Regions from separate parts of the Homo sapiens genome. Here region 2 is linked to region 1. Evidence: chromatin loops called from intact Hi-C (ENCODE). Cell type or tissue: OCI-LY7. All regions are shown on one strand. Links, peaks and the distances in the headings refer to the core of each region. The heading gives the core; the rest is flanking DNA.

Evidence for each region. Peaks named below come from ENCODE experiments on the same cell type or tissue, not always from the same donor. Only the 100,000 strongest peaks of a DNase experiment are listed, where the experiment ranks them.
Region 2: it touches region 1 in a loop (2.7-fold over the local background); 43 of 110 quality-filtered maps call a loop at or near these places.

What each region holds. Positions count from the first base shown.
Region 1 is chr7:97,496,484-97,501,875 of GRCh38, reverse strand. The region is part of intron 2 of LOC105375416 (a long non-coding RNA gene); the gene reads left to right. Among named protein-coding and RNA genes, the nearest start is that of TAC1, 230 kb to the left of the region's middle. In OCI-LY7, for the core only: a CTCF peak has its summit at 2,457; a DNase peak (open chromatin) is centred at 2,455.
Region 2 is chr7:97,833,548-97,838,939 of GRCh38, reverse strand. No RefSeq gene overlaps it. Among named protein-coding and RNA genes, the nearest start is that of ASNS, 36 kb to the left of the region's middle. In OCI-LY7, for the core only: CTCF peaks have their summits at 2,989 and 3,188 (motif pointing right); a DNase peak (open chromatin) is centred at 3,219.

The sequences.
Region 1 (5,392 bases), core at 298-5,297:
ATAGCAAAATAGAGAGTATTCATTTGTAGGAAATTCCAACCAGAAAAACACCACTGGATGAATTTGGCTTTGTTTCCTAATCTATGGCATAAGGAAAAATTGTTAGCTTTTATGTGATTTTGGCCAGAAATGAAGTAAATAAAGAAATCAGGACAAAGATGACATGCTAGGAAAACATGTCACCTTAAGAAAAGTTTAGAGTAGCTATTACTTGAATATTTTTACACTTACAATATATGAACTTCACATATGAAACTTAAGAGTGCACTCTCTATTACAGAAGTGGGTGGAAATTAGGTGACTCTAGAAAGGTAGGCGAACGAATGTATGGCTTGATGCAGATATGAATGTGGATATAGCCCTTTACAAAGTGCTGTTATATAATTTCACATTCCATTTTTATACAACTTATGAAATCTTAATTTTCCTATTTTACAGGTGAAGTTCAAGGGAGTTAAATAAAATCTTTGAGATAACCCAGCTAGTAAGTGAGAGAGATGGACCATCTCTGTCTCAAATCCCTGTGTCCTTTCTCCTTCATCCCATTGCCTTCACCTGGTCAGTTCCTGAAATCCACCAGGACATAGACCTGGTGCCCACTTTGCCTTATGACCTGCCTCATTTCTCAGAGACCAGGGATTGGCCATGGCATCTACAATAAGGAAGAAAAACAAATGGGTCCCTTAATCGCTGCAGTTGCACACTGACCAAAGGATATTTGGCAAATATTTCTTGACTGATTTCACATAGAAAATTTCACTAGTGTCACTGCAGGCCAGTGTGTGTGGATCAATGCTACAAACTTAGATTCAATTAAGATAATTTATCTAGAGCCTCAATGGAACTATAAAGCCTAGAAACTTCTATGAGTGTAATCTGAAAAAGCTCTTACTTTGAACATTTTGAATAGACTTTGATGTTCATTCATTTTTCATGCACATATACATAATCCCAGTTTTATGTAAAAAGATGAATCTTTTAAAAGAGGCATATCGAATTGAGTTTTAAAGCATCAAACCTGGACTCTCAAATTTTAGGATAAAAATCTTTCAAAGTGAAGACTGCATTGACTATTCTGGCTTTCAAATGTATATATACACACACATATATTTATATATACATACAAATGCATATGTATATACACATAGAAATTCTTTTTATTGCTAAAGAGATTCTCTTATTGCTGTTTGCTTCATATTTAAAAATTATCTTCACTCCATACAAAATTATGTTCTTTGTTATATATGGTTTATCTCAAAGAGATTTAGAGAATAAGCAATGAGAAGAACTGGGAGTAATTATAGAAAATGTGCTTAGGCATGTGGATAAATTAAAGTATTCCGTCACAGGCTGGGCACAGTGGCTCACGCCTGTGATCCCAGCAATTTGGGAGTCTGAGGCGGGTGGATCACTTGAGGTCAGGAGTTTGAGACCAGCCTGGCCAACATGGTGAAACCCCACCTCTGCTAAAAAGACAAAAATTAGCCGGCCGTGGTGGTGCATTTCTGTAATCCTAGCCACTTGGGAGGCTGAGGCAGGAGAATCCCTTGAACTTGGGAGGCAGAGGTTGCAGTGAGCAGAGATAGCGCCACTGCACTCCAGCCTGGGTGACAGAGTGAGTTTAGACTCCATCCATCTAAAAAAAAAAAAAAAGATAAAAATAAAGTATTCAGTCACAGGGTCACTTGTGAAGGAAAGAAATGAAAAGATACAAGTAAAAAGATATTTCATTATTGAGTTTTAAAGAGAAGTCAGGAGGAAGGAATACAAGAGTTGTCAGAGAGACTGTAGAAGTTTAGACAAGAATTAAGGTGCATTTTGCAGAGATGCTAGGTACATCAGATTGTAAATAACACATCAGGCAGATTAGGCCAAGAGTAGAGAGTAGGTGGGGTGGGGAAGCCATCATCAAATTGTATTCATGGTGTGGTATGGCAATGATATTTAAAGCCAGATGAGATCACCTGGAAGTTCATATACATGGAGAACAGTAGATATTCCATATCAGAAACTAGGGTATTTCGGAGCACTGAAGGAGATGGATGCAGCAAACAAGAAGTTAGAAGGGGAGGAGAGCAAGCAAAGAAGAGAAACATATGAGGGTGGAAATCACTCATATCAAACGCTGCTGGGAGGGCAAGTAAGATGATAACCAGGAATGAGCCATAGAGTTGGCGACATGGAGGTGGTGGTGACCCAGTGCAAGAGAAGGTAGAGATGGGAAGGGAAGTCCGGAAGTGAAGACAGGAAGTCAAATATTTCTAGCTATTTTGCTATAAAGGAGAAAAAAAAGAACAAAATCATGTGGGGCCAGAGGTGGTTTCTTTTTCAAGATAGAAGCTTTTTTACCGCATTTATTTAGTGGATGGTGAGGACCTATTAGAGAAGAATAATGTAGAGTCCTAGAAAGAGCTAACAACTTCTAAGAGGATTCTAGCAGAAAACTTGACCAGCACTCCCCCTGATGGCCAGCAGATGAACAAATCCCAGCTTCTTACCCCAATCCACCACCCTCCCCAATCTGGTTTTCCCTGCTCACAAATATATAATTATCCAGACAAGTATGTAGGTACTAGGAATAATATGACTGAAATTCAGTGATGTACAGACTACACATCAGGGAAAGGACATATCAGGGAAAAACAAAAGAATCAAATGGGATAACTTCTGTAACATATAGTTCTCAAAGATTCCCAGACCAGCAGCATCAACAACACCTATGAACTTGTTAGAAATGCAAATTCTCAGGCCCCAACTCAAACCTACTGGATGAGAAGCCTGGAGGTGGGGCTCAGCAATCTATTTAACAAGCTCTTCCAATGATTCTGATGCACTTTCAAGTTTGCTACTGATTTCAAATAAGTATTTGAGGGAAACTTTAAGTTTTATGCAAACTTTGTGGAGCCAGAGTTTCATTCAATTTCACATTGTCCATCTGTTATTGAGCCATTTTTCTGGTGTTTCAATGATTTCTTTAAATTTTTTTAAGTGTTTAATTATTTTCGATATATCATATTTACACATATTTATGGTGTACATGAGATATTTTGATACAAGCATATAATGCATAATGATCAAATCAGGGTAATTGAAGTATCTGTCACCTCAACACTTATTTCTTTGTGTTAGGAACATTCCAATTTCACTCTTTTAGTTATTTTGAAATACATAAGAAATTATTAACTATAGTCACCTTACTGTGCTACAGAACACTAAATCTTACTCCTTTTAAAATCTAACTGTATTTTTGTACCCATTAACCATCTACTCTTTACCCCAACCTCCCGGCTCCCCTTCTCATGGTACCCCTCTGGTACCATCATTCTGCTCTCCATCTCCATGAGTTCAATTGTTTTTTAGCTCTTACATATTAGTGAGAGCATGCAATATTTATCTTTCCGTGTCTAGCTTATTTCACTTAACACAGTGTCTTTTAGTTATATCCATGTTGTTGCAAATAACAGGATTTCATTCTTTTTATGGATGATTAATGTATGTATGTACCACATTTTCTTTATCAATTCACTGATGGACATTGTATTAGTCCATTTCATACTGCTATTAAAAATACTACCTGAGACTGGGTAATTTAAAAAGGAAAGAGGTTTAATTGACTCACAGTTCTGCAGGCTTAACAGGAAGCATGGCTAGGAGGCCTCAGGAAACTTACAATCATGGTGGAAAGCAAAGGGGAATCAAGTATGTCTTAATGGCAGAAGGTGAGAGAGAGCAGGGGAAACTGCCTCTTATAACACTATGGGATCTCATGAGAACTCACTTTCATGAGAACAGCATGGTGAAAACCGCCCCCATGATCCAATCACCTCCCACCAGGTCTTTCCCTCAACACATGTGGATTACAATTTGGATTACAATTGTTGATGAGATTTGGGTGGGGACACATCTAAACCATATCAGACATTTAGGTTGATTCCTTATTTAGGCTACTGTGAATAGTGCTGCAATATACATGATAGTGAAGACATCTCTTTGATATACTGATTTCCTTTCTTTTAGATATATACCCAGTAGTGAGATTGCTAGCCCATATGGTAGTTCTATTTTTAGTTTTTTGGACTGTTCTCCCTAGCAATTGTACTAATTTACATTCACACCAATAGTGTACAAGGTCTCCCCTTTCTCTACATCCTCGCCAGTATTTGTTATTGTCTGTCTTTTGCATAAAAGCCATTTTAACTGGGGTGAGATGCTATCTCATTGTAGTTTTAATTTGCATTTCTCTGATTAGTGATGATGAGCATTTTTTCATATACCTGTTGGCCATTTGTATGTCTTCTTTTGAGAAATGTCTATTCAGATCTTTTGCCCATTTTAAAAACAGATTATTTTTTTCCTAAGTTATTTGTACTTTTTATATATTCTTGTTATTAATCTCATGCCAGATGGGTAGCTTGCAAATGTTTTCTTGCATTCTATAGATTGCCTCTTCACTTTGTTGTTTCCTTTGCTGTGCATATTTTTTTTTTAGCTTCATCTAATCTCATTTGTCCATTTTTGCATTGGTTGACTATGCTTTTGAGATCTTATTCAAGAAATCTTTGCCAAGACCAATATCCTACAGTGTTTTTCCAATGCTCCTCTAGTAGTTTCACAGTTTCAGGTCATAGGTTTAAGTCTTTAATCCATTTTTATTTTGTTTTTGTAAATGGCCAGAGATAGGGTCTAGTTTCTTTCTTTGGCATATAGAGATCCAGTTTTCCCAGCACTATTTATAGAAGAGAGTGTCTTTTCCACAATGTATGTTTTTTGGTACTTTTGTCAAGGATGAGTTCACTGTAAATGTACAGATTTATTTCTGATGTACAGATTTATTTCTCAATACAAATGTAAAGATTTATTTCTCAATATAAATTTTTTATTAAGCAGTTTTAAGCCTACTTTCCTCAAGTATTTTATACCATACTCAGTATAAGGACAAAAATAGTTTGTGTTTTTGTAGTAAATTTCTTTCTATAAGATAATTGTCACTTTTTGTCCTTTTAGTTTCCATGATTCTAGGTCTGAGGCAGAGAAAATAGGTGAGCTTGGAAAAATTTGTGCCAGGAAGCAAGAAAGTAACCAAAGTCTAACATGATATTATGAAAAGGACACAGCAGTTGGCTTGAAGGGGCCAGCTCTGGCCAAACTAGAGACAAGCATCAGAGTAATGACAACAATTAAATCACATTCAGGGGGAAAAAACTATTACATATGTGTGTGTAAATATACATATATACATGCATATGTGTGTATATGTATGTATACACATGTGTGTATATCCATATAGCCATATGGCATTATAGCCATATGGATATACACACATATACATACAGCTATATATATATATGTATGGCATTTATAGCCATATGGATATACACACACATATACATAC
Region 2 (5,392 bases), core at 210-5,209, 340 kb before region 1:
GGGCACCTGATATTCAATCCCATCTCTTACATCTGTATTATTTAGGTTTTTTCCCTAAAAACCCTGGTAAAGAACTGCTTGAAGTGTGTGTGTCTGTGTGTGTGTGTGTGTGTGTGTGTGTGTGTGTGTTTCTTAGGCAAGATGCCCATCAACAGAGGAAATAGATTACCTGAAATCTCTACTCTGTCTCTCCACAAGAGCAGGCATTAGAGACCCATCCCAGCAAAAAAAATGCAGATCCATACTATTGGTTTAAAGACAAGAAGCCTAATGGGATCATAGGTCTGGAATAAAGAGCTGACCAACCTTCCTCTCTGCCCCTATGGTCCCCACAGTGGTGCATGTCACCTAAGGCAGGGTGCAAGGTAATCTGTTGAAATACAGGGGAAGCTGAACTTCTATTTTTCATTTTTTCCTTTAAAATTTCTATTTTTGTACATCATTTACAAAATGTATGGCATGTCAGTACATTAATAATTAAATATATATCATGCTCTAAATTTTTTACTGATGGTGTGGACAAATGTTGGAAGATCATAGTACTCATAGATAAAGTTCACACTCCCTTCATACAGCTTACAAGAAGTCCTTACATTATTAGGCTAAATGCCTATCTCTCCAGCTCATAACTCACCATGCTTTGTTTGCATGCTCAGGCAATTCCAGACTGTCTGCAGTTTCTGCCACACATCAAGAAGTGAGGAAAGCAGGCCGGTTGCGGTGGCTCATGCCTGTAATCCCAGCACTTTGGGAGGCCGAGGCGGGCAGATCACCTGAGGTCAGGAGTTTGAGACCAGTCTGGCCAACATGGCAAAACCCCGTCTCTAATAAAAATACAAAAAAATTTGCCGGGTGTGGTGGTGCATGCCTGTAATTCCCAGCTACTTGGAGAGGCTGAGGCATAAGAATCACTTGAACCTGGGAGGCAGAGGTTGCAGTGAGCCGAGACTGCGCCACTGCACTTCAGCCTGGGCGACAGAGGGAGACTCCGTCTCAAAAAAACCAAAAGACCAAAAGAATAAAAAAAGAAGTGAGGAAAGCAGAAAATAGGACAGAGGAAAAGTTAAGCAAAGATGAAGTTTCTGCTGTAGTTCAGCCTTAGCCTGCTCCCACCGAGTTTGAATGGCATACCAAAGTTGGCATCACCTTAGGATGAGGGGGCCAGGTTTTGCAGGCCTGTATGTCAGCCCTCACCTGTGAATGCCTTTGGAGGAAGTCAGAGTCTTCCGGAAACTTCCAGGTGAATAGCAATTCTTCAGAGAAGGCTGCAGTTGTGAGCCATTAGTGGCTATCATTCACAGCAGCTGGCGAACTTGGTGTACCTATCTGGTAAGGGTTTGGGGTGGAAGAAGCACCAACAGCATTACTGCATTTTGCCAGACTGATTTCTACAAATGTGTAATGAGCTTTACAGGAATGGTAATCATGCAAGAAAACTGTTGTTTTATTCTTCATCAACATGCTAATTGTAAGTCTGGCAACTTTTTTAGTCTTGTGTGTTTTCCCCTTTAAATACAGTTTTATTTTTGGTTATCCAGCCCTTCTAAAACCTAACTTATTTTCTAAATACCTTAGTTTCTGAATCTTTCTTTGCACCTAGATAATTTCTGTTAATCTGTGAGACTTACCTTAGATGCCGGTTTCTCTGGGAAGCCTCCTTCAATCATCTACAGCTGGGATACTTTCCTGCCACTCAGCTCTCATAAAATCTGATGTAGTCTGATTTTCATGACACTATAGCAATGTTGTAGAATTATCTAGCTATATGAATTATCTAGCTACGTGTCTGAGTCAGTCAGGATTGGTCAGGAAAACAGAAGGCACTCCGTGTTTTGGGGGCAGAAAGGGTTTGTTATTAGGAATTAGGGGCTTGCTTGACTATTGGAAAGGCTGGGGAGTAGTGAAGACCAGGCAAGCCAGCGGGAAGGAAGCGGACACTGGAGATCTTATCCTGAGGCAACAGGGCAGCGGGTTCTCAGGAACTTAACAGCAAGCTGCTGCAAGTCTTAGGAATCTCTAAGAGGTCCCCCAGCGTCTCACGGTGCAGCAGCAACACAGATGGGTTCTCAAGAGCTCACCAGGGAGCCACTCTGAGCCTCTCATTTTCTTCAGTCAGGATGCAGTTGCCTCTAGAGAATAAAACTTCTCTATTTCTTCTGTCTTCCACATCTTGAGTGACTTCTATGGGAAACTCCGTGTCCTAGGTAAATGGATTGTGGGAGAAGACCTTAAAAGGGATGATGGTGATGCGCAGTTGACAATAGATGATTCAGCATAGTATCTCATGATAAATGTCAAGAGACAAAATTGCAACAAGTTTAGTTAAATGATCAAATTGGCTTTTATTTGTGATTCATGAGTCAGGTAGCATCTCATCTAAGAAACAGAGTGGTGCTCTGTTGGGCGTGATGGAAGAGTCAGTTTTTAAAAGCTTGAGCAGGAACAAGGAAACAGCATAATACAAAAAGCAGATTGGTTAACAGCAGGTTACCTTCCTTGTAAGGGTTAAAGCAGAGGGGACTTTCTGATCATATTGGCTAAAACTGGCCTGTTTGGGGTTTGGCTATTATTTCTTTTTCTCTTTTAATTTCTCAGAAGGTCAGATTAACAACTTAGTTTCAATTTGGTGATATGGAACTTTAGCATGGGTTACTCCATTTTGGTTTGATCTGTTGGGGCCTAGTGCAGGGAGCTTAGTTCAAACCAATGGCCTTCTAGAAATTTTACTTAACAGAGTGTATGAGCTTTTCACCAGCTGGAGAATGTATCTTTCTCATGTTTATGTTCCCAAAGTCTAGTGCAGTTCCTGGAAAATAAAGGTGTTCAATAAATGTTCATTAAATAACAGAATAAGTGATGAGGAGAGGACAATAGCTCCCCAAAGTCAGATAATTTTGGTTATGTTATAAACGATGTTATCAGAGATCAGTAGTTCATCTCCAGAAGAGCCTCGTGTTTAGTAATTTACGGTAGAGATAACGGCAATTCAGGTTGATATTTTTTCTATGCTGACCAAAACTGTCACATTTCTGAAAGCTAAAATCCTAGGTAGAAGGAAACCTTTGCAATTCAGGGCACTGAAGCTGTTGAGGCATGTTAGGCCAATCTCTGCAATATTATTACCTCTTTTCAACTTTTTCTTAAATTTCTTCCAGCGCTCAGGAACCATGTGTATATTAAGTGAGCTGCCACGAGGTGGCACTCTTGCTTATTTGTTGTAGTAGGCCACTGCCTTCTACACAAGGGATGTGATGGAGCCAGAAATGTTAGTCTTAAAGCGACTAAACTGCCCCTCAAATTAAAACATTGTCGTTAGTTGAAGTAAGATACACACATTGCTTCAAATAAGAATTAAAGCAAACGCGAAAATGAAAGAGAAAATCAGAGCCTAATGTCGTTGTCTATAATGCTTTCACCATCTGAGTCACTTGTCAATTGGCACTAGAATCTTGTTCTCCAAGGTGTCCCCAGGGGCTCTTCTTCCCAGTTACTCTGTCCCTGCTTCGTGTGTAAGGTGGGATGATTCAGAAGTTTATTGTCTTATCTTACTTCTGAAGTCTATGGGGGACTCAATTTTCTTCTTTTTTGTTTGTTTTTGAGACAGTACCTCCCTCTGTCATCCAGGCTGGAGTGCAGTGGTGTGATCACGGCTCACTGCAGCCTCGACCTCCATCCAGGGCTCCAGCGATTCTCCCACCTCAGCCTCCTGAGTAGCTGGGACCACAGACATGCACCACCGTGCCTGGCTAATTATCTTATTTTTTTTTTTTTTTTTATAGAGACAGGGTTCCCCTATGTTCCCCAGGCTTGTCTTGAACCCCTGGGCTCAAGCTATCCTCCTGCTTTGGCCTCCCAAAATGCTGGGATTACAGGCATGAGCCACCACAGGTGGCCTGGAATCACTTCTCTATGGGAGAAAAACCCCAGCAGGTGAGTAGGCTTTTAAATTAGCTCAAATTATGGCTAAGAAAGTGTTGGTCATGACCAATAGAGGCACACTTGCTGTAGCATGACTGAAATCCTTCCCGTTAAGATCCACAAATTTCCTTCCAACCAAATTAAAGCTTTCCATAGGACTTACACTTTTTTTTGAAATCACAGAAGTAATCCATGCTCATTGTATAAAACCCCCGAAATAAATATAAACAAAGAGAAGAAAGAAAAACATAATTAATCTCAGCCTCAATAACCAATAGCATTTTAGGGAATGTCCTTTATTACCAATTTATTTATACATGTGATTGACTTGGTATACTCTTAGTACATACTCTGTTCCAGGCACCATGCCAGGTTTTGAGTTTGCAAAGAAGAACAAGATTTTCTCTACAAGACAAATATAGCCCCCTCTCTCTGATTATATAAACACATGCATATATAAGTTTTATAAAAAGGTCATATTTTACAAACAGTGGGCCCTCTGTGTCTGCCATTCTGCATTCATGAGTTCAACCAACCACAGATCAAAAATGTTTGGAAAAAATTTTTACAGTACAATAGAAAGTAATACAAATAAAAACCAATGTAGTATAACAACTACTTACATAGCGATTGCAATGTATTAGGTATTATGAGTAATTTAGAGAAGATCTGATGTATCTGAGAGATTGCGTGTAGGTTAGATGCAAATACTATGCTAGTTTATATCCGGGACTTGAGCAACCTTGAATTTTGATATCCACTGGGATCCTGGGACCAATCTCCATGGGTGTGGAGCCTTGCGTTTCCCCATTAATGATATACTAAGATCATTTTTCCATGTCCCTAAATACTTTTCAAAGGCATTATTTTAATTTCATAATATTTTATTTTCTAGATATACCATAGTTTATTCATTAAATTTTCCTATTCTTGAAAATATACGTGTATCTACTCTTTTACTACAAAAAATAATGATTCATGACTATGAACATATAGTCAGAATGAATAAGATCTAGTATTTAATAGCACAACAGGGTGACTACAGTCAAAAATAACCTATTGTACATTTCAAATTAACTAAGAGTATAACTGGATTGTTTATAACAGAAAGAAAGGATTCATGCTTGAGATGATGGACACTTCCATTTATCCTGATTTAGTTATGCATCATATGCCTGTATCAAAATATCTTATATACTCCATAAATACATACACCTACTATATACCCACAAAATAAGAAAAAGAGATTCAGTGAACAATATTGTAGCCAATTTTTTGCCTGCAACCACAATTACATTCCTAGTCTAAATTGCCAAAGTTGGGGTTGATGGATTAAATGACTTTTAAAATTTTAAGGCTTTGCTAGCTATGTCTAAATTTCCTTCATAAGGGCAACATCAATTTTGTCCCTATTCTTGTACTTCTGTGAATCCTCACCAATACTGAGTGTTTTCATTTAAATATATTTTCACTG